Regions from separate parts of the Mus musculus genome. Here all the other regions are linked to region 2. A link is a loop called in an ENCODE intact Hi-C map of the cell type or tissue named here. Cell type or tissue: heart. All regions are shown on one strand. Each heading gives the region's core, and the rest is flanking DNA. Links, peaks and the distances in the headings are about the cores only.

Region 1 (7,978 bases), core at 980-5,979, 87 kb after region 2:
CAAGATTTTGGGGAAAGATTTTCATAGCTGACTCTTAAGTCCTCATTAGAAATGAGAAGTTTTCCACCTTTTTTAAAAAAGACTTATTTTATGTGTATGAGTGTTTTGTATGTATGTATGTATGTATGTATGTATGTATGTATATGTATGTATGTACACTGTGTGCATTCCTGGTGCCTGCAGAAGTCAGAAGAGGACATTGGATCCCTGGAACTAGAGTTACAGATGGTTGTGGGCACTCATGTGAATGCTGGGAACTGAACTTGGGTCCTCTGCAAGAACAACAAATGCCCTTACCTGCTAAGCCATCTCTCCAGCCCAGCTTTCCACTACTTCTTGAAGACCACTGATTATCATGGCCTGTTTTTGATACATAGTTTATGGAGTTTTATTGTTTTTATTTTTAAATTTTTATCTTTTTTATCCGCTTCAAAATATTCCTTTGTATTACGTAGTTTTATACTTGTGAAAGAGACTTTTTTCCTTCTTGTTTTAAATCTCAATGACTGTAAGCCTGTATCTTACTTCCTGTTTCCTCTCTGATACAAACTTTAATTCCGTTCATACAAAGCAGCTCCATTCTCCTGTCCCTTAAGCACAACCAAGCTCAGCATCTTTCCATAAAAACTAGAAAGTGGCTAGACTGTTAGACCTGAGGTTGGAATGAAGTATGGAATTTGTCCAGACCTGACCTATACCTGAAGACCTTGCCCTTCCTAGTCCCCTATCCCCTAGTCTACACACACATGTGCATGTGCACACAGACACATGGACTCCCACATGTGTGCACACACATGGCAGGCAGTGCCTTACCAGCCATGCCATTTCCACATTGTGGGCATTTAAGTTTTTCCTCTTCATTTTCTTTCCCAGGGTACTTTTTTAGACCATGTTTTTGGCTTTTGTGCCTTCTTGAAAATGTAATGCCATAGGTTCACTATATCTGTGTGTTTTTCCCTTGATACGTATGGATGAGATCTTTTCATCCTCAGGAACTGGTGTTTCCCTCTCTGTTGCCCCTGGCAGAGTGTCGGCTTAAATTAAGCTGGAGTCGTGAAAAGCTGCAGATTGAACTGACCAGAGTCTGCTGTCTTTTCCACCACTTAGAAGCTCTTTACATCCGACCACTGAAGCTAAGGCTTGTAACCTATTGACCACACTTACATCAATAAATACACTGTTACACCCACCATGTTTCTCTTAAAACTTGTATTGTGGGGGAAGAGCACATGCCATGGCCAATGTGTAGAGCTTAGAGGGCAGCCTTGTGGATGCCTGTCTCCTCCATCTTACATGAGTTCTGAAAGTCAGATTTATGTGGCAAATATTTTGAATTCTAAGTCATCTCACCACCCAATGCAAAGATTGATACTGTTTATTCCTCCTATTTGTATGATACATTCTGGGCTATATGTTCTCCAGCTCTTGAAAGTAGTTTTATTAAAGTATGCATAGTATAAAACTCACTTTCAAATTGTATACAGGTTTTAACTTAAATGCTGATTATGGTCCAATCTAGAGTATGAAAACTATCAGGAAGAATACTATTGGGCAGGCATAGCTGCTCTACAGATCATTTGTCTTTACCAGAAGGGAAGGGAGGGCAGGAACCTGACCTTGAACCACTGTTCTTAGTATTGTCGGTGGTCAAAAGTTTCAGCACACACCTTCAGTTTGAATAAACTGGCAGTTTCACTTATTATGTGCTGTGTAGTATGGGAACTCATGACAAGGGAGAGTTCGAGAGAGCTTTCGCTTGTGTTTCCATGTGCATATTGAGGCCAGAGATCGCTGTTGCATGTTTCCTTAATACCTCTACCTTATGTTTGAGACAAGGTCTCTCACTGAACCTGGCACTCACACTGCTGGCTCACTAAGTGACCAGGACAGCCCCAGGCTCTTCCAGTCTTTGTTCCCCAGTGCTGGGATTATAGGCAGATGCTGCCATGCCCAACTTTTTACATGGGTATTGGGGATCCAAACTCAGGTCCTTGACGAGACCATCTCCCGGCCCTATAGAATTTTATTTTGTTGTGTTTTGTTTTTAAAGACCCCCTTATAAAGCTGCTCCAGTTGGCAGGCACTAGTGCTTGGGTGAAGGGGGCTTTTGTTCTGTAGCTTCCGTGCCAGCAGCACATCCTTTCCTTCCTAAAAGCAGCGGGTAGGGGAGACACGAGGGATTGTCTTAGCTCACATTTTGAGAGGTTGGGAGTACACAGGGACACATCCCTTGTGACCTGCTTCCTTTTCACTGTGTCATATCTTCTACTTTTTATCACCTGGCAGTAATGCCATTGGTTTACAAATCCATCAAGGGATTAATCCAGTAGTTACATCAGAGCCTTCATGGAGTCTTCTCATCTCAAGACTCCTTATAGAGACACGGAGAATGTATTGCACCAATCGCCAGTCAAGCTGGCAGTCAGGATTGGCCATCACAGGACTTGTATATTAGGCTGATTTTGCCATCATTATTACAACTTTACGTTGTCCTTGTTCTGTTGACAAGAGAGAGGACACTGAGGGAATGATATAAGAAAAATAATAATGTTTTCATTTAAGAGAATGGAAAAAAGTGGGTCCATAGAAGAGGTGTTTTATTGGGAGGAAAAAAAAACCTTCCCTAGAGCATGCCAGGAGAACTCGGTTGTGCAACAAGAAGTCCAGTTGTAGAAAGACGGGCTGGGTCTGGCCCCAGTGCCAGAAAGGCAGGCGTAGAACCAGATAAAACCAAGGCCTTCATTTCCCATCCCAGAGTCGTAAAATAAAGAGCAAACCTTTTTTTTTCCAAGTGCTTGAGGATACCAGCACTAAGCATGTTAGAGTACAGGTTTTGTTTCTACCTCCATTTTCTCAGGGAAGGAGCTCAGACACCAGGAGGTAACAGCTTGTTTATGGCCACAGTTACCACAGAAGCAGCTGTCGTGAGCCTTGACTGTCACAGTTGCTCCTGCTTGACCCTCACTGGGTTTTCCTGCATTTTCCTAGAGAACCATACATAGATACCACTTGGAATTAGGACTTTGCAACTGGATGCTGACTCTAGGGATGACCTTACTTTTCAGTATTCTTTAAAATGATTGAGCTACATTCTAGCCAAAGTGGAATCACTTCTGTTCCAATTTCCATGGAACAAATTGTAGGTATCCACCTGATCTTGATGCCACCTTGATATTATTGGGATTTTGTTTGTTTTGCCTCTTTTCTTTTCTTTTCTTTTCTTTTCTTTTCTTTTCTTTTCTTTTCTTTTCTTTTCTTTTCTTTTCTTTTCTTTTCTTTTCTTTTCTTTTCTTTCTTTCTTTCTTTCTTTCTTTCTTTTTTTTTGAGTCTTCTTTCAGTGTTTCCAGTCTGGCCTTGAATTCACTGTCTAACCTACTACATACTGGGATTAAAGGTGTGTACCTTTATATTTGGCGTAGCCAATGCTTACATTTGTTAAAGTTCCATATCGCCCCCTAGTGTTTTGAAATGCTTATATCATATGTCTCAGTAGTAGTGTAACTGAGGAGAGCGATGTCATTCTACAAAGAGTTACAGCAATGAATTGTTGACCAACTTTCAGTCATAAAAATGGTTTTCAGAAGACTCTCTGGAGGTGTGTGTGTGTGTGTGTGTCACAGGAGGAATTTTGTGTGTGTGTGTGTGTCTCACAGGAGAAATTTCCCAGGTTGTCCAAAGGTAATATACCTCATGTACAGGTAGAATCTACGAAGCAGTGAGGTGTCCAGGGACCTAGAGTAAGTGATTCAATTTTAGATTGAGTTGAATTATAAGAATGCCAGAAATGTCACATTAGGAAGAATTTTTGAAGAAAGCATTAGTATTTAAGTTTGTCCTTTGCTTACACTGGAGCATAGGCAGCCTCAAATATGGCCCTGAAAGCCGGGCGTGGTGGCGTATGCCTTTAATCCCAGCACTTGGGAGGCAGAGGCAGGTGGATTTCTGAGTTTGAGGCCAGCCTGGTCTACAAAGTGAGTTCCCGGACAACCAGGGCTATACAGAGAAGCCCTGTCTCGAAAAACAACAACAAAAAAAACACCCCAAAAACCAAACCAAAACAAACCAGTGGCCCTGAATATACACAGTGGAGAAGCAAAGAATGGATGTTAATATGGGTTGTCACTGGAGCAAAGGATGGGGTTCTGGAAGTGCTGTTGTGGTGGACAAGATAAGGCTAAGCTGTGAACATTTTTCCCTCCAAAAATGGAGATGTCTTGATATTCCATTAATGCTTTAAAAATCCCCTAAGATTGGATATGTTAGCATTTCTTCTCTCATCGACTGGATTTTATACCAAATACATTCTTCATTGCATCACTTTGCCAAGGATGCTATAACAAAATGCCACAGGCTGGGTACCTCATACTTCTGACTGCTTTGATGTCTGAGATCAAGGTGTGTGTTGGCAGGGTTGCTTTCTTAGGAAGTCTCAGCTTGAGTGAGAGCTGTTTTTGTTTGTCTTCTCATGGTCTTTTCCTTGTTCGTGTCTGTTGAGAACCTGTCATCTTTTTATAAGGATTAGATTGGATTTGGATGGACCCACTGATCCATTTTAACATAAATGGATTTAACATTTAGCATTGTCTCTTTAATACTGACTATCACACAATGAAGTTCTGGGGCCTAGGATTTCAACTTAGGCATTTTGGGGATGATGTATCAGAACCTGCCGTGAGGAGACAGACTCTTGGAGGCTAAAGGAGAGGCGAGAAGAGAGCAGTGTTGTGGCCAGTCTGTGTGCACCTGGGCGCTGATGCTGGTCGCACTCTTAACCATCATCTCAGAGTTCCTAGTGGCTCAGGACTATCCACACAAACCCTCAGTACCCTGAGAAGAGAAGCATGAAGGCTGGTGGGCACCACAAGTGAGGTAATTTCCTAACTTCACTATCAGTCTGTTTGAGCCAGCACATCGTACCCCCTTCTTTCACCATTGAAACCCTTTTGGGCAGTGTTACACAGTCTGGCATTCACCTTATGAAGACATTGAATACACAATTAAAGCAGATCGTCTCGGCCCACATACTCCTTGGGGTAAGAAAACATTTCTATAGGATTCTAAGTTATTTTGATTTTTGAGTTTTAGTTGCCACAAAGAGAGGTTTAGGAGTAAGGGGGTTTCTGCTACCTCTAAGGCAATACTTTTTTAGTAAAAGAAATAAGGATATGCAAAACTTTTACATAGTCACTTCTTAAAGTTGTTTCCATTGAAGATAAAGGGACTCTGCTTGAGTTGTTTGTAACTCCCTAAGTTCCCTGGTAACAGGAGAGAGGCTTTAGGTGCCCAAGCATGAGCAATAATCGTTTTTGTTTACCCACAGGCACTGATAGGAAATTCTTTTGGAATTAGAACTTTGCAGCTTCTGAGAACCTTCGAGAGCTTAATATGCTGTGTTGGCTCAGGTTGGGTACTCTTGGGAAATGATGGCCCACAGGTGTTCTAGTGCGGCAACCCTCTCATGCCCAAGCTGTGCCATTGCCTCTGCATTCTCTTAATTACAGCTTAGTTAGCTCTGAATTAGATTTTTTGCCAGGACAGTCTGGGTTTAGATTATTTTAAAGTCTTTGAACCAACAGTCCAAAGTAATTGTAATTGCTCTTTGTGTTTATATGTATTTTTTGTGTTTATAATTTGCTTGGCAGTTTATTGAGGATTGATTAATATTTCTTTAACAGGGCTCAGTGAGTCTTTGCTGATTCTTTTAGAAAGGAATAAGCTCGTTGTTTGGAATAGATCATACTTCAAAAATGTACTGAGAATATTACTTTTTCTTTAAAGAAACAAAATGTCTTTCTCAAAAGTCTCTGTTTAAGACCGTAAACTTCCTTGTCTCCTGGAAAATTACCTTAGCTTTCTGGATTGTTCTGTTTTATTTTCAGGCATTTTGTTCTACCCTCTGCCTCACTTTGACTTTATCCTCCTTTTCTCTTGGGTGTGGAGGGACGTACATGACTTTTTTTTCTTGTTTAAAAACTAAATAGAGGGTGCTAGAGAGAAGGGGCACTGACTGCTCTTCCAGAGGTCCTGAGTTCAATTCCCAGCAACCACATGGTGGCTCACAACCATCTGTAATGGGATCTGATGCCCTCTTCTGGTGTACTCACATAAAATTAATCAATTAATTAATTAATTTAAAAAAAGAAAGAAAAAACCTAAATAGAGAATCCCACTCAGAATAGTAGTCTTGTTTGTTTTTACCATAAAGGTGCTTTATGTTCTCAACAGCACTGAACTTGGGTGTCCTCTGACTCATCACAGTACAGGAGACTGATGACTCTCCTGACAGAGTGTTCAGAGCAGCTTTCTGGTGGAAGTCCTTGCTTGGTTTATCCCCCTACTACCATTTTAGTTATAAGGTTTTTTGTGTTAGTTTTTGTTATTTTGTTTGTTTTACCTTTTACATTGATAATTTATAGCTCATATCCTGTATTTTCAGGGGAGAAAGATAGATGAGAGTCCAAACAATATCATATCAGGAAGTAGGAGTTAGTTCAGGGAGTCTTAATCACTACAATGTAGTTTGAGTCTTTCGGTTACAAGGAGCAGGGATTAAACCTGGCTAGCTTTGAAAAGTGGTGGGTGTGATATAGTAGATCAAATTCTATTCTTAACATTCTTTTGGAGTAGTTTCCTGCTTGATTTTAGGCCTGTACATTTGATTTACTGCTGTGGTGGATGAGATAAGTCAGAGGTATGTGGTGTACTTCTCCCGTAGGTTTGTCCTTAAATCAGTGCCATGGTAGTCCCCATGAAGAGATAATAGTTATAGTCCCTTCAGCCTGGGTCTCATTGTCAGACCACAGAGCACAGACTTTATGGCAGACAGCTTTCAGCAGCACTAACCTGACTTAGATGAGTGAACCTAAGTGAATGTCAAGTTTTTATTTGTATGCAACTGAAATTCTTGGTCAGATTTTTAGCATTATTATTGCAGTAGTTGATTGATACCATCATCCTGAGGTGGGAGCAACTCTAAGGAAGGTAGTAATCATTTTGACGTTTACAAAGATCCCTACGATTTGGCTCTACTCTCCTTTTCTTACTCATTGGCTGCCTTATCCTATTGGTCTTCTCTTCATGTTCAACTTACTTATCCAGGCCATACGCAAGGCCCTGCATAGCTTCTCCAGGCTTGAATCAGCTTTAAACTTCTCTCCTTCCTACTCATAGTACTTCAACGCTTATTCCCTTGGTGCATTCTGTTTCAGATGTAAGAGAATATTTTACCCAACAGGTACCTTTTTCTCTAATAATGTCATGTTCTTGTTGGTTAGTGTGTTTAGCCATTGGCAGCTGTGATTGGCCTATTTTGTTTAACTAGATACATCAAGATATGTATTAGAAGAAGAGAGATGTCTTTATATTTTCAGTGCCTATAAGTGGTTGCCTCAACAATAGTGGACATGAATATGCAGAAGGCTTGTGATAGTCTTTCTGCATTGTTAAGTGCACTGTGTGCATTAACACTTGACAGGTTCCAGACGGAGCAGTCTCCTTTTAGCATTTGGGGGGCTACAATCCAATGTTTTTTCCTACTTTCAAGACCCAGCCTTACATCAAGAGGTCTCAGAATCAACCTCTTTCATAGGAAAGTCTGTGTGGAGAGACCACTAGAAAAAGAAAGCTTAGCTCATCCTTAACGTTCTATATTTGTTCCCCAGACAAAGAATTGGGAAGAAACAGTTTATAGAAGAACGTGGACAGCTTAAAATTCATTTATAACAATTTTAATGCTATGGTTGAAATTATTTAAGTATTTATTTAGGTATGTTTTGGGTACAGTAATAAGCGGCACTTTAAAAACATTTACTGAGTCTTTCTCACTAATAAGTATATATAGTAAGTTGCTAATAGTTTAATTTTCTGTTTGTTTTTTTCTTAAAACTTGAAGTGGTAAAGATGGTAACATTGTTGTGTTATAAAAGACACATGTTATAATGTGGACTCTGCAGCCATCCTGCCTATATTTACATCCCAG
Region 2 (7,978 bases), core at 1,664-6,663:
AATGTGCACTGGCCATCTCCTGAGCCACATACATTCCGTTCCGTGTGTGTGTGTGTGTGTGTGTGTGTGTGTGTGTGTTCTTCCACCCAGCTTAAACTATAGCTGACCATACTTTGGACCTAGGATGGGCAGGGGAGGGGGTGGGGGTGGCTTTTGAAGACCTAGCCAACAAGTCTGATTTCTCTGGTTAAATGTCTTAGAAACACGTGGAGGTCAGAAACTATTGAAGAGTTAGAGATGCTGTCTTACGTAGGGCTTTCAGATCTTCCCATGCCATAGAGCACGGAGACAGAACTTGTCAGTCATCTCAGAGGTTCATGAAACAGCACTAGAATGTTCTTTCCAGGACGTGCCGCCTCTTAGGTTCTATCAGACATTCTGGGTGTTTCACATACGGACAGAAACAGAGACCGATTTGAGTCACTGAATTTCTTCTGAAAGTGACAGAGGTGCTACATGATTGTTCCAGGAGTGATGTCCAGGGACACAGCAAAGACTGACAGCATCTGAAATTCAGTCTTTAAACTTTCAGGTTTCTGTTCTGCCTAAAAAATGTCCAAATGAGAGCAAGAGGAACACAGGTAACATTGTAAGGTTTAACCCTTGTCCGGATAGACCTAGAGTCCTGTTCTATGTTCCCAATTACTATTTGGGTAGTCTTTGGGTACACAAGTAGATACTAGCTTTCTATCCAGCAAAAAGGAGCTAAGCCCTACAATTGTTAGATGAATTACATAAGACAGAAGATGAGACAGTATCTGACTCATGGTGAAAGTGACTCTTCTGTTTTCACCCTTTTGCTTTTCTTTTTGTTGTTGTTGTTTTTTTTTTTTAATGATTCATTTATTTGTTTTATATGATTACACTGTAGCTGTCTTCAGACACACCAGAAGAAGGCATCAGATCCCATTACGGATGGTTGTGAGCCACCATGTGCTTGCTGGATATTGAACTCAGGACCTCTGGAAGAGCAGTCAGTGTTCTTAACCACTGAGCTATCGCTCCAGCCTTCCTTTTGTTGTTTTGTGTTCATGAAAAATGGAGGCCAGGTCTTATCAAGATGCCTAAGCAATCTACCACTGAGCTACACCACTGAGGCCACCCCACCTCCTTGCTCTTTAAGATACCAATCTCTAACCTGCTGTGGACAGAAACCACAAGTCACCCTCTCATCAAGGGCCAGGTGAAAGATGTGGTTAACTATTCCACTCTTTCTCTCAATGGATTTTTGTTGCAAAAATTCCAACTGTCTAGCTTATATTCTGCATCTCACAGAGACAGAAAACACATCCCTGAAAGGAGACATCCGTTGCCTCCTCGTGGGAGAGATCAGTGTACAAACCAGTAATTATATAGTGGAAGGATGATAAGTCAATTGAGAACCTACAGGGAGAAGGGCACAGCGAGGTGATAGTTAAGCCAAGACATAACGACTGAATTGAAGTGTGAATAGCAAGCAGGAGAGGGGAGGGCTTGCCCATCAGTGATTTAAAAGGCACAAGCCAAGGAATCTAAAATAAAATATGTAAGGGTCAAAGAGTCTCTAAAGAAGCAGTAAAATCATTGTGTTCGACAATGTTTTGTTACAAAGTTTCACACAGACTTGAAACAATGTAAAAGAAAAAGATGAGGGGCTGGAGAGATGGCTCAGTGGTTAAGAGCACTGACTGCTCTTCCAGAGGTCCTGAGTTCAATTCCCAGCAACCACATGGTGGCTCACAACCATTTGTAATGGGATCCGATGCCCTCTTCTGGGGTGTCTGAAGACAGCTACAGTGTACTCATATGCATAAAATAAATAAATCTTAAAAAAAAAAAAGAAAGCTCCGGCTGCGGTCAGCTGACTCCATGCTTCCAGGCCTGGGGTGAAGCAGAGCATCATGGAGAAAGACATGAGGGAGCAGAGATGCTTGCCTCATAGTGTCTGAGGAGCAGAGAGAGGCCTAGGAAGAGTCAGAGGTGAGATATAACTCCCAAGAACTTGCCCCTGAGGACCTGTCTCAAATCAGACTCACCCGCCAGTTTCAACCACGTCTCGGTAATGTTGTATTCTTAATCAAGGGATTAAACCACTGGTTAGTCAGAGCTCTGGGGATGTAGCTCCTTCCTTAAATTCTATTAACTGAGAAATAAGCCTTTAACAGACGAGCCCTCTGGGGATACTCCACACTGAAACTGTAACCGTCATGGTGAGTGTTGAGAATGTCTCTGTCTAGTTTAGAAGAGGCAATAGGTTGTTTGCTTCTTCATCGCTCTAACAAAATACCTGACAAAAGGTGACTTAAGGAAGAAGGAAAGGTTGGTTTGGGCTCACAGTTTGAGGGTACAGTCCATGGTGGCAGGGAAGGTTCAAGATGAAGAGTGTGAGTTGCATCTGCCGTCAAGAAGCAAAGATGAATGCTGGTGTTCACCTCATGTTCCCTCTCTACGTGGCTCAGGACCACAGTCACCTCCATGGTGCAGCCCACATTAAGGCTGGATCTTTATACCTCAGTTACACCAATCTAGGAACTCCCTCACAGGCACATCTGAAGGCATTAACCATCAACAGGCAAGGATGGAGAGACGGAGGCCAGCTTCTGCTTATTCTAGTCTTAGCCTACTCACTGCTCCAGTCTCAATGGATTCCTGTGAGTCACAGCAAACCATCAAACTCTTTGCTGGCTCAGGTTGCACTTGTGTTCCTTCTGCCTGGACTACTCCTTTGTTGGCTACTTAAGAATTTCCATTCTCAGCCCAGTGTGCTGGTACACACCTTTAATCCCAGCACTGGGAGGCAGAGGCAATTGGATCTCTGTGAGTTCAAGGTCAGCCTAATCAACAGAGTGAGTTCCAGGATAGCCAAGGCTACACAGAGAAACCCTGCCATTAAAATATTTTTTATAAAATAAGATAAAAATAAAAACCTCCCATTCTCTCAGCCTTCAAGTTTCAGATCAAGTAATTTCCCTCTCTGATCTCAACCTAATGCATGTCTTCCACTATTCTCTCCTAAAGCATCCTACTTCTTTCTTATCATATTTAATTTTTCTTATTTATATTATGTGGTGTCTGCCTTCTCCATTAGACTGTAAATTCCATGTAGATGAGGTCATTCAGCGTTGTCCCAGGCACCGCCACAATACCTGACAGCATGGTTACATTTTCAATAAGTACTTAATAAATGAGCCAGTACAGCTAGGAAAATCAAGGCTCAAAATAACAATGTGCCAGCCAACACAATGAGAAAAGATAGCTCCTTGGGCAGGTATGAGGCCAGATTAGTTCAGAGAGTGCGGAGTTCTAACTGTACTTCTGTCTAGCTTGGGCAGGCCAATAACTCTTTATTCATCCCTCAGAAAACTGAGAACCACACGGCTGCAGCTTGGCAGAATGGAGGTTTTCCAAGCCTGGGGGGCTGGGGACAACACCCAAGGGATACCTATCTGAAAGACAAGCCACCTCTCCAATACAGCGGGAGTTACTGCCTACTGCAATTCTTTACTTTAAAATGACTTCTCCCCATCTCATGTGCACAGCGCTTCCCAAGAACAGCAAGTGTTGCGGGCGTAACTTAGGGCCATTATTTGCTCATTTTACACAGTTTTTCTATTTCTTAGTAAGTCTCTCTAAAAGGTGATTACTAGAAACCCAAGCCTGGGGACGCTCAAGATTAATGGATAGAAGGAAAACCCCTGCTCTGGGACATCCTGTCTCTACCCGCAGATGTTCTTCCACAGCGCCTTCTGGCGGAAGGGAGGAACCAGCGTGGACAACCACCAATCTTTTGCAGTGATTCTTGCCTCTGCCTGCTGCAGCAAAAAGACCAGGGCGCAACAGAACTACAAGCCAACGTTAGTTACTACATTTCCCAGGGGGCCTCGAGGCAAATTGGTTCTGAGCAAAGGCTCCAGCTTGTTTCCCCTGCTTAAAAGTGAGATGTTTTAATAAAAAACAGTTTACTCTTCTTCACAGTCTATCATGCTCCTAAAGGCTCTGAGGAAACCACGCACTGCTCGCCTCTAGAGGAACTAAAAGCCGCAAGCTCTTCTGGGAAATGTAGTTTTCAAAACGATTTCTAGGAATCCGGGGAATGCGCTTTTAAAAACAGAGGTGGGTTAGGTTGAATCACATGATCTCCGCCGTCTGCTGTTACCTGACTGTGAGTGTAAGTAGATCCTGGGCTCAGAGCAAGTGGCATCCACCAGTGCCTAGACTGGACTTCTAGATCGGCCTCCTCAGCTCCTCGGCCATTCCGCATTTGCATAGTCTCTCTAGTCCCGACTCTCCATAATTTACAGACTCTATAGGACCTCCTCGTGCTGTTTTAACAGCTGCTGCCTATGTAGCAGCTATGGAGACGCTCTAATTGCTTTATAACGTTAGTGAAGAAGCCATTAATGGTCTACCAGATCGCCTTGTCTTCGGGAACTTTTCCACTACCTGTTCTCACTTTACCATTTAGTCTTACCCATGACTGTGTGTGACTGACTTCACAAAAGTGAAAGGCCTAAATCCATTACATTTATCAGTTTCCTCTTGGATTTTGCCCCTTAGTCTGCCTAGATCTTAGGAATCCGTGCATACCTCAATACCTTTTTGGAACGCCAAACACCTAGTAGTACAATAACCTGACTTGAGTAGGCTAGGTTTTCCTCGTGCAGAAAGTGCAGTACCTAATCTAACATGTTGATAACACTGAAACCAATGTCCCAGAGTACAGTGGGCAGGTAAATAAGTTATAAATCAGTAATTAAAACTGAGGGGGAAATTAAGTAAAGGATAAGTCACAGAAGAAGAAATGAAGTGACCATTTTATCACCAGGAAAATGTAAACCAGGACACAATAAGATACTGTGCTAAACCAACCAGGTTGGAGAGATTTTTAAAAACCTTACTTCATGCATCTGTTGGTGGTCACTGTGATGGAAGGAAGGTAAATGTGAACGGAGAGAGCGGCTGCTGAGAACCATAGTAACACAGGCTGTGGAAACCCTGTCTTTGCTGACTTCCATCACATCTTACACTTCACATTTGTCCTCTAAAGGCACGGGAAGGAAAGACAGAACAAAGTAAAACTAGACTGGAAACTGGGTGAGATGAGAAAAAATATTAAAGTTTAAAAGAAACACAACATACATAGAGAAACAAGAAACGGAGAGAAAAGCAGCCGACTCCCGAATGATACATTGAAACAGATGAGTTTGGGGGATGGGGAGGAGGGGTGAGGCCTCTTCCAAAGCGTGATGATAGAGAATGGTTGTTTCTGATGAAAAGCCAAGCATGAGCAATGGTTTTTTTCCCCCCAGATTTTTATAAAATTAAAGGATTTTAGCCCCCCTCCCCAAATTCCCTTGATTAGTGGCAGGTGTATCAATACGTAATCCAACTTCAAATTTTAATGTTTAAAAAGAAGTTTCTTTTCTTCCTTGAGCCTAAAAAGACATCCCAACTGATAGTCTCAAGCATATTAGAATCCCCGACTGCACCACCTCTGTAGTGCCTGACTCCCAAGCAGACTGGGCCACCGCAGTCATACAGGCTATAAAGCAATGATGGTGACTACACAGCCTGAAACTTCTCAGGAAGTATGCTGCCAAGCACTGGAGACAAGATTAGCTTCCTTTTGTTCATACGATGATGATGTTTTATTAATGTGTAACTCGCATTCCCCTGAAGCATGAAGCCTGCTTATCATACAAAGAGAAAATATTTAAAGACTCTCAAATGTCTTTAAGCATTTCTATATCACTTTCCTACATCATGTGATATTTTATATAATTAAGAAAGCAGAATAAAGTGGTGAGTTAGTAGTTAATCACAAGAGGCGTTGCTCTGAATGCATTCTAATTTATTGCCCCTCTACATGTAGCTGTACCATCTGATTCTAAATTTAAAGGCAAGTTGTTCAAGAACAGGAAATTACAACTACATTTACACAGGTCTCTGGGGGAAACGCATGCAGAGAATAGCCAGATCTTTATATATACAAGGCAATATCCGGAACAAACCAGAACAATTTTGGAATCCCACACAAAATTAATATTTTAGTAGTTGAGCTCAACATTCCCAAAGAATAAGGAAATCTATACATCATAGAAAAGTAAATCACATAGACATCAATTTTGAATAAAATAGAATAATGGACTTGTGGTGGTTTGAATAATAATAGCCCCCATAGGTCCATAAGGCAGCATTAGGAGGTGTGGCCTTATTTAAATAGGTACAGCTTTATTGGAGGAGGTGTGGCCTTGTTGAAGGAAGTGTGTCACTGTGGAGACATGCTTTCATATGCTCAAGTTGGGCCCAAAATATAGGACTCTCAGCTCCTTCTCCAGCACTAAGACTGCCTGCATGCTGCTATCCTTCTCTCCATGATGACGAAGGACTAAAACTGTAAGCAAGCCCCCATTAAATATTTTCCTGTATAAGAGTTGCCATGATCATGGTGTCTCTTCACCAATAAAACCTGAAGACAGCACCTCAAGCTATTTGTACACAATCAGTTGATTTTTTTTTAAGTTGTATCAATTCATTACATACAAACATTTTTGAAAACCAAAATAAATATTTCTAGAAAAATATTATATATATAGCCCCACGTTTAAATTAGTAGACCCAACCTAAATTTAAAAATCACTCTAGAATTGGAGTGCAAGTTCCAAAACACTCAGGCTCAATTTTATATTTAGTTCATGGCAGTCCAATTCATCAACCCACACTTGTCTGAGCACCATATTTTGAATAGTACAAAAATAAAGCATCTAAAAACGGAATTTTCAAAGGAGTAGGGTACATTTTACTCCTTTGCTCAAACTTTATATTTGCTTTATAGTATTGACTTTTCCTTGAGTAGTTATAATGTTTAGTTTAAAAGGTCAACTGTGAGTGTAATGATATATAGATATATAGATATCTCCTATACTCTATTTTCCAGTTCCTCTTTCCTCTTTCCTTCACTTCCACATTCCTGAACAGTAAGAATACAAGATGTAGCCAGGCATATGACACTCTCTTTCAATCCCAGCACTTAAGCAGAGGCAGGCAGGTCTCTGAGTACAACCTGTTCTACAGAGTGAGTTCCAGACAACCAGAACTACACAAAGAAACCCTGTCTCAAAAAAGATAAATAAATCAATAAAGTTAAAAAGAACCCAGGCCAGGCGTGGTGGAGCACGCCTTTAATCCCAGCACTCGGGAGGCAGAGGCAGGTGGATTTCTGAGTTCAAGGCCAGCCTGGTCTACAAAGTGAGTTCCAGGACAGTCAGGGCTATACAGAAAAACACTGTCTTGAAAAAACAAAACAAAACAAAAAAAAAGAACACAGGTTGCATACAAGAATGGACTGCTGTCCATTCTTACTTCAAGAAGCAAAGCTTTAACAAGAGAGTAGAGTTGGGGTTGAAAATGATGAAAGTATATTATACATCTGCATGAAAATGTCATGAAACCCATTATTTTGTGTAATTATTATAATCTAATTTAAAACGAAGAAGAAGAAGAAGAAGAAGAAGAAGAAGAAGAAGAAGAAGAGGAGGAGGAGGAGGAGGAGGAGGAGGAGGAGGAGGAGGAGGAGGAGGAGGAGGAGGAGGAGGAGGAGGAGGAAGAGGAGGAGGAGGAGGAGGAGGAGGAGGAGGAGGAGGAGGAGGAGGAGGAGGAGGAGGAGGAGGAGAAAGGAAAATCATTTCACCTGTACTTAAGCTCCATCCTGATTTCATTCCCTCCTCCCAAAGGAAACGACATCCTGAAAAGGGTGTGTCTGTCCTAAGCATACATAGCTCTTGATACTTTCACAAGAGTTGTCTACATTCTCAAGCACATATTTCATGTTCTAAGTCTTATAAAGGTTGTTTTAAAGTTTCTGAAACGTTTAAAATTAAACATCATATGTTTTTGATGTTTTAGTGTGTGTTTTTGTCGTTTTATTTTGAGGCAAGAGGTAACTCTATAGCCCAGGGTAGCTTCAAATTCACTTTATAGCGTAGACTGTCCATGACAA
Region 3 (7,978 bases), core at 980-5,979, 130 kb after region 2:
ACTTATCTGTCTGTCTCGGGTCAGAACACGGAGGTATGTTTTAGAAAGGATTTTAAGTGCAACTTCAAGTTTGCTTTGTGACTGGTTTCCTCTTCGGAAGGACAGTTTGTCAGGACCCGACGGGTAATTCTTAATCTAAGCTTAAATATTGTATTATATATATAATATTCACTCCCCCCGGGATTTCATTTTTATCTATCCAAGAGCTGACAGAGTAGCTATAAAATACTGTCCACCTTAGAAGGGCAGGTAAAATCGGTATCCAGACTAATGAAAATCTTAGAGGCTTTAGTTCTCATTTAACATTGGAAGGATACTCTGATCGCCAATACATAGTTAGGATGGTATGGTAATTTTTGCTTCTGCCAATCATTTCCCTTGTATGTTGTTTTGGGGAGCTTACTTTTTTTTTTTTTTTTTTTAAAGGTAAAGGAATGTTTGAAGAAGGAAAGTCAGATTAGTAGAGTTACTTATTTTAGTCTTAACAGAAAACCACAGTGACTTGCGAGTGTTTGAGAATTGGGGTGACTTGGAAAACTGTCCTCTGACTTGGAGGACACAGAGTACTTACCTAAATTCACCCATATTCTGGTGGGCTCTTATATTGACATTTTTATGACTGCTCCTTAAAGTTCATATTGACATTATATAAGATATCAAACAAGTTAATAATATGTAAACATAAATTATAAATTCTATTTTAGGAAAATAGGGAGTTGTTTCACGAAACAAAATTGAATATCAACTGTTGTATCAAAATCAAGATTCTGATTAATGAAGACCTTACAGCATTAAATGAAAAGAGTGTGGTTTTGATGTAATTAAACTGAATAAATGAGTGGGTTGGAGATGTTCTTGTCCTTTTGCAGGCTGTTAACATGGAGGACAGTGAAGTCTTGAGCTTTAGAAATCCAAGAGATGTCCCTTGGTAGGAGAATGGCAGGTAGATAAGGGTGACCACCTCTTTAGAAATAGGGACCCAGGCTTTGTCTGTTCTTTAGGGCTGTAGGCCATTAACTTGTACTGATACTCTTTTGTGTAGCCCAGAGAGGGCTTTGAACCTTTGATTTCTCTTCTCTTTCCTCTCCTCTCCTCTTCCTCTCCCTCCCTCCCTCCCCTTCTCTCTCTCTCCCTCCTTCTCCTCCCCACTTTCTCTCTCCCTCTCCCTCCCCTCCCTTCCCCTCCCCTCCCCTCCCCTCTCCTCTCCTCTCCTCTTCTTTCTCTGTAAAATTATTTCAGTTCCCTTAATAATTCCAGTCAACCAGTTCTTAGTTATGACAACATATTGAAATTTTTTTCTTTAGCTGAGTAGTGGTGGTACATGCTTTTAATCCCAGCCCTCAGGAGGAGAGGTGGGTGAATTTCTGTGAGTTCGAGGCCAGCCTGATCTACAGAGTGAGTTCCAGGACAGCCAGAGCTACACAGAGAAGCCCTGTCTCAAAAAACAAAGAAACAAAAGTTAATAATTATGATGTGTGTGATTTACTTTTGGAAATTGGCTCAAGTACTTATTTTTATTCGAGCAGTTACTGATTTTAACCCTGGGTAATACTTGATGGTTATAAATGATTCACTGCTTGCCTGGATTACTGCAGGAGCCTGGCGACTGATTTATAGACTTTCGGCCTCTTCTCCTTCAGGCCTTCTTACTACTGCAACCCAGCCACTCTGTGTGAAGCGTTGCTCGTGCCTCATTTATGCTGACAGTCAGTAATGGTAGTGTTAAATCAAACCCTTTTTCCTGTCTTGATTCCAAATCAGCTGAGGAATAGCCAACAAAGATGGACATGCAGCAATCGGCTTTATGATTGATTAAACTGAGTCAAAGAACTCACATTGCCTTGTGGTTGTAATCAGGGGTCAGGTAGGTCTTCAGGTAAAAAAGTGTGTTTCCAGTATTGTACCCTTTTGAAAAGTAAAGCATGTTTTCTCATGAAAATAGAAGAAGAAGAAGAGAGGATTTCATTTCAGTCTGTTTATGTTTGCATAGAAACTTCTGGTTGTCACAGAGCAAACTTCAGAGCAAACTTGTTTTCTTTTTTTTTTTTTTCCCTTATTTGAAAATTTGGAGGTCTGACCCCTCCCTTCTTTAATCCTGGAAACAATCTGCCAGCCAGCTAGATTGTTTTCATTAACCCTTTAGAGTACCTGTTTTTCTTGTAGATTGTTCTTGCTGTATCAGCCATAATGTCCCTTTCCCCCAAATATCCTGACTTGTTTCCAATCTTCAAGTCTGAATGCAAAACCCAGCTTTTCCCTGGAGCTTCCCCAAAATGAATGTGCTTGTGTGTCCCCTTCTGAACTTCTGTGGCACTTAGAGCTTCCATTATAAATTACAGGCTTTAGATCCCAGAAGACTGAATGGGATCTAGTTCAATCCTCTCATACTGCATTCTTGGAACTGGAGCCCCACAAAGAAGTGGTTTGTCTGAACTCTTTCCCAGTATACATTGTAAACTCAGGCCTCCCCAATTTTTTGTCTTGCATATTGACTCTGTAGCAGGCCCTCTCAGTGGCTAGCTTTGGTTTTGGTATAAGTATGGTTTGCTTGTCTCCTCAGTGAAAGTTAAAAGCCTGAGATCAGGGCCACCATCTCTTTATGTCCTTTATTCCCTTGGGGCTGATCACCAAGAAATTTGTAAGACACAAGCACAGTATTCTACATACTGAATTTAATCATATTCAAGAACACTTCTCCATCAAAATAAGATTTATATAGGATACCTATGAACTCGTTAATATTTGGTGGTGTTTCTGCTTTATAATTAAAGATAGTTCTGAAATAAAGAGATAGGTCAGAGGTTAAAAGCTCATACTCTATACTTTCAGGGGATGCTGGGTCCGTTCCTAGCATCCATGTCAGACAGTTCACAGCTGCTTGTAAGTCAGGCTCCAGGGGATATGGAGCCTCTTCTTTCATCCTTGGGCACTTGTGCTCAAATGCACAGACCATACACATAATTTAAAAAATAAAATGTTTAAGAAATAATAATAAAAGATAAGTGAGTTGTCCAGGACAACAGACTGATGCACCTCATTCTCAGATCTTCAGGTTTCCATGACTAAGGTCAAAAAGGAAAGTAGAAGATCCCTTATCAAAAAAATTTGTAGGAATTAGCCCCTTTTCCACAGACCTTGCATACTCAGTGGTCTTCTTTGACGGAATAAAATGATTCCAACTCTTTTTTTTTAATGATTTCATTTGCTTTGAGAGGCAGAAAGCAACAATTGAGTGTGTCCTGGAGCTAAATAGTGACTGCAGTATCTACCAACCTTTTTAAAGGTTGATATTAATAGTGATTTATATTTAGAGCTTTCAGGATAAGAATCCAAAACTCCAGAGTAGGGAAAGCTGTCTTTAAACAATATTTTCCTCCTTTCTCCAGATTGTTTTGAGTGTTTTGTTGACCCCCTTAAGGATATAAAGCCTAAGCAAGACAAATCCCTCCAAGAAGTTGTTTGGCTTTGTCATTGACTCTGAACTTAAAATTTCATTTACTATAACTTGCTTATATTATTATTATTAATAATAATATTATTATTATTGTACTTTTATCCCAAGGAGGATTAAGATTACTTTTGTAAGGAAACATAACAGGTATGTGTGTACAATTTTACACACAGTGCTATACATATGTAAACACATATGAAAAAAGCTGTTGGATCCTGTGGAATCATGAAATTGATGAGAGATCTCCAGTTCCTTGGGGGAAGCCAGATTTTAGCAATTGAGAAAGGTTTCTTTAGAGAACAGTTCATGGTATAATAGGTGCTGCTGTTCTTAATGGCAGCTTTTGCATCTTACATTTATCTTCATGTGCCTGTGAACTTTCTTTTTCCTAAGAGACTTCCTCTTGAAGATGTCTGCTTCTTTCTGTAAAGCACAACTTGTCCAGTGTTCTAGTTTTCTGGGATTCCTACTCAATACAAAGGAAGTGAGTACCTGAAGACTTTGTGTGTAGCTCTTTAGATTGTCTGCTCCTGAACAAGAGACCAGGCTTTAAGACTCAGTGTCTTAGTTGGGGTTTTACTGCTGTGAACAAACACCATGACCAAGGCAACTCTTATAAGGACAACATTTAACTGGGGCTGGCTTACAGGTTCAGAGGTTCAGTCCATTATCTTCAACGTGTGAACATGGCAGCATCCAGGCAGGCATGGTGCAGGAGGAGCTGAGAGTTCTACATCTTTATCTGAAGGCTGCTAGTGGAAGACTGGCTTCTAGGCAGCTAGAACTAAGGTATTAAACCCACGCCCATAGTGACACACCTACTTCAACAAGGCCACACCACTTAATAGTGCCACTTCCTGGCCCCCATAGGCTTGTTCAAATACATGAGTCTATGGGGACCATACCTAAACATTCCATAATGCAAAATACATTTTAGTCCAACTTAGTCCCCCATAGTCTATAGCAGTCTCAACAAAGTTAAAAGTCCAAATTTCAAAGTCTCTTCTGAGATTTCCATTAAGCACCATTTAAAGCATTCAACTGCTTTCCAAATCCAAAGTTGCAAAATTCACATTCTTCCAAACAAAAGCATGGTCAGGCCTATCACAGCAATACCCCAGTCCCAGTACCAACTTCTGTCTTAGTTTGGGTTTTACTGCTGTGAACAGACACCATGACCAAGGCAACTCTTATAAGGACAACATTTAATTGGGGCTGGCTTACAGGTTCAGAGGTTTAGTCCATTTTCATCAAGGTGGGAACATGGCAGCATCCAGGCAGGCATGGTGCAGGAGGAGCTGAGAGTTCTACATCTTCATCTGAAGGCTGCTAGTAGAATACTGGCTTCCAGGCAGCTAGGATGAGGGTATTAAGGTCACACTACTTAATAGTGCCACTTCCTGGCCCAAGTATAGAAACCATCACACCAAGTTAGAGGTTACTAGTAGAAACTTGGATATGAATCTGTTGTTGGTTAAGGCAAGAGCCTAGCTTTGAAATTTTGCATGTCAGAATGACTCATTTCTCTCTCTCTCTCTCTCTCTCTCTCTCTCTCTCTCTCTCTCTCTCTCTCTCTCTCTGTGTGTGTGTGTGTGTGTGTGTGTGCATGTTGTATATGTCCTTGAGTGTCCCAAGTACACATACCTGTGCACACATACGTGGAGACTAGAGTGGAATGACAAATGTCTTCCTTTATCATTCCCTGCCGTGTTGACTTGAGGTGGAGGTTATCTCACTGAACTCTATCTGGCCTTTTAGGCCCCCTTTCTCTGTCCCCAAATGCTGGAGTTAAAGGTATGCACAGCCATGCCTGCCTTTCTCTGTGAGTTCTGGGGCTTCAAAGCCAGATCATCATGCTTGCAAAGTGTGTGTTCTCACCTCCGAGTGTCTCTCTTTATCCTTGAAAAGCAAGAAATTAATCAGTGTGCTGGCCCACGGAGAGGACTGTCCACCTTTTTCTCCTGCTCTCAGATTTTGCTGTGTCTAGGGAAAGCTGGGATAGCGTCTTAAGAAAAGGAATTCTCTGACTACATTCCAGAGATCATTTCTTAAGAGGAGCCCTAAGAAAATTGTAGTCCTAAAAGTGTAGCAGATTCTTTAACTATCCTTTGAAAATTGTACTCCCAAATGAAATTTCATCATGGTGGGCTGTGGGGATCAGGCATACATTTATGTATTTAACATTAGCTAAGTATAAAAAGCTAAAAAAGAGGAGGTGTTGTGGTTGTTTTGCTTAGCCCCCATTCTCTGCTTCAGCCTTTCTCCCAATTTGTTTTGCTTTGTCAACCTAGAGCAGATTTTTGTAAGCTTAGTAACACTTTAAAAGTTTTGCCTTCTCATCTGTGTTGGTTTCTCCTAGAAAGCGTGGAACCCCAGGACTGTAACAATACAGACTTTGGAGATAGCTTAAATACCACTGCACCAACTGTCGTGTGACATATGAATAAGGAACTCTCAGAAAGCAGTTTATGAAAATTTAAAGCATCAGCATCTGAATCTAGGCATTATGGTTATGCCTGTAACTCTAGGCCTTGGAGGCTGAGGCAGGAGGATTGCCAGGCTAGCCCGAGTTACATAGTAAAACATGGCACTTTTTAACAGTTCCCAAATTAAAAATTCAACAACAACAAAATACATTGAGTACCGAGAGGCTAAGTTATATGAAGATCTGAATTTAGTGATTTCCTTATCAAGATTTCAGGAGCTATTGCTTAAACAGTCAAGCGTGACTGACTGGTGAAAGGTCTGAGTTGGGTTGTTGTCGGAAGCAGGATGCAGTGCATAGAACTGCCTTCGCTGTACAAGAGAAACCCTTCTGTAAACTAAGTTTTCTATTTTTAGTTGCTTTTAATTGTTAAAACACTGCATCTTCATCTTAGACGTTTGTGATTCTGTTCAGTTTTGATTATATTATTTCCAACTTATGCTGGTCTTTGTTTCATTGGTGCAGATTTAACAGTTAAAGCCTCCAAGACAGCACAGATCTGGCTCGATTTTGTCTACAGCAGATTGCATCTGTACCCAAAACAAGTGCCTTTTAACCAGTGTCCTTATTTTCTGTGCCAAATCTGTTCTCTATTTATAGATGGAATTAAATGTGGGTACTATGAAAGTTGAATGAAATGTGCAAATGAGCCATTTCAGGGTAGTGTCTGTATTTTGGCAGCATACTTGTGGGAGTATCAAAGCCTGGGGGGATGCTGGGTTGAGATTCTTAGGAGCTGTTTCTACAGTGGAATAATGGTCCCGTGCTGGAGTCCGTAACTTCTGCTTGTCAATGGATGCTGTGACCAGGGTCAGGAGCTGTCCTTGGTTTAATGATTGTAGCTCATTCTTGCCCGCTAAGGCAACAGTTTTCACTGCACCATCACTGCCTGGACGGTTTTAATATTTTAAATGGGATGAGGAACTACTTGAAATAATGTGCTTTGATAGATATACTCTTCAGTACCTCAAATGGATGGCACAGAGTAGTAAGACCTGTAATTGTGGTGCTGTGATGTTAGACATGTAATTGTGTGACACTGTGATATAAGATCTGTAATCGTGTGGCCCTGTGATGTAAGACTTGTAATTGTGTGGCACTGTGATATAAGAACTTTATTGTATGGCACTGTGATGTAAGACCTGTATCGTGTGGCACTGTGACACATCATGTACCCGTTCATCACCAGAGCAGCACTAACTCTAACATGTGCTTCTCAAAAACACCTGGGAGCCCAGGTGGGGTTAGGGGAGCAGTTTAAGAAATCCCGTCTATCCAGTATTTAATATTGTGGTTGTGCCTATTTGGAAAGCCATCTAATAAAAACTACAGGAAGTAAAGATTCCCAAAAATCTTAGTTCATGAAGCCATGTAGAACACTAGAGAGATAGGTTTAGACTTTGATATAATTTGTATGTTGGTAACTCCTTGTATATTATAAATGCATAGTGGGTGTGTTCTTACAGTAGATACATGTTTTATTATAGAATCAAGTTTCATTTTGTTGCTAAAATAGGTTATTTTCACACACACACACACACACAAACTTATGCCTTCCTTTTTCCTTCCCTGTCCTACAAGTTAGTTTTTTCTAGGTAGAAGCTAAAAAAGGTAGGATTATAGAAGTAAGATTGCTTTGCTCAGTCTCCAGTGCTGTTAAACAGGGAGTGTTAGAACTTTGTATTATTCAGAACTCTTGGTTACAAGCAATGCAGACCCTATTTAAATTATCTTAAGTTTAAAACTGATAATTGTGGATATTCTGGCTTTCAGAATCAAAATGAAAGCTTTAATTGAGAGTTCCAAGGATTTTTGTCTCCAATTACTCTCTACACATCCCTGGTTAGACTCATGACTTAATGATGTAGATAAAAAGACATTAACGTTCCTACCCACTCCTCTCCAAAATAATTTTTAAGATTTATTTTATTGTGTACGTGGGAGTTGGGGTATTGGTGCAGGTGCCCACTGTCCCAAATTATTTCTTTTTCAAGGAAAAACTCCCAAGTTATCCTAGCTGTCATCTCCAGACCAGTCAGTTA

Evidence for each region. Hi-C counts contacts between places; a loop is a spot of excess contacts. Peaks named below come from ENCODE experiments on the same cell type or tissue, not always from the same donor. Only the 100,000 strongest peaks of a DNase experiment are listed, where the experiment ranks them.
Region 1: a loop joins it to region 2, with 2.4 times the contacts of the local background. A loop is called at or near these places in 7 of 42 quality-filtered maps.
Region 3: a loop joins it to region 2, with 2.9 times the contacts of the local background. A loop is called at or near these places in 2 of 42 quality-filtered maps.

The regions. Positions count from the first base shown.
Region 1 is chr2:161,085,887-161,093,864 of GRCm38, reverse strand. The region is part of intron 1 of Chd6 (chromodomain helicase DNA binding protein 6); the gene reads left to right. Among named protein-coding and RNA genes, the nearest start is that of Chd6, 19 kb to the left of the region's middle. In heart, for the core only: a CTCF peak has its summit at 3,454 (motif pointing left); no DNase peak of the experiment used is centred there.
Region 2 is chr2:161,173,717-161,181,694 of GRCm38, reverse strand. No RefSeq gene overlaps it. Among named protein-coding and RNA genes, the nearest start is that of Chd6, 69 kb to the right of the region's middle. In heart, for the core only: a CTCF peak has its summit at 3,728; a DNase peak (open chromatin) is centred at 3,764; H3K4me3 peaks cover 1,200 bases; H3K27ac peaks cover 743 bases.
Region 3 is chr2:161,043,264-161,051,241 of GRCm38, reverse strand. All of the region lies in intron 3 of Chd6 (chromodomain helicase DNA binding protein 6), which reads left to right. Among named protein-coding and RNA genes, the nearest start is that of Chd6, 62 kb to the left of the region's middle. In heart, for the core only: no CTCF peak of the experiment used is centred there; no DNase peak of the experiment used is centred there.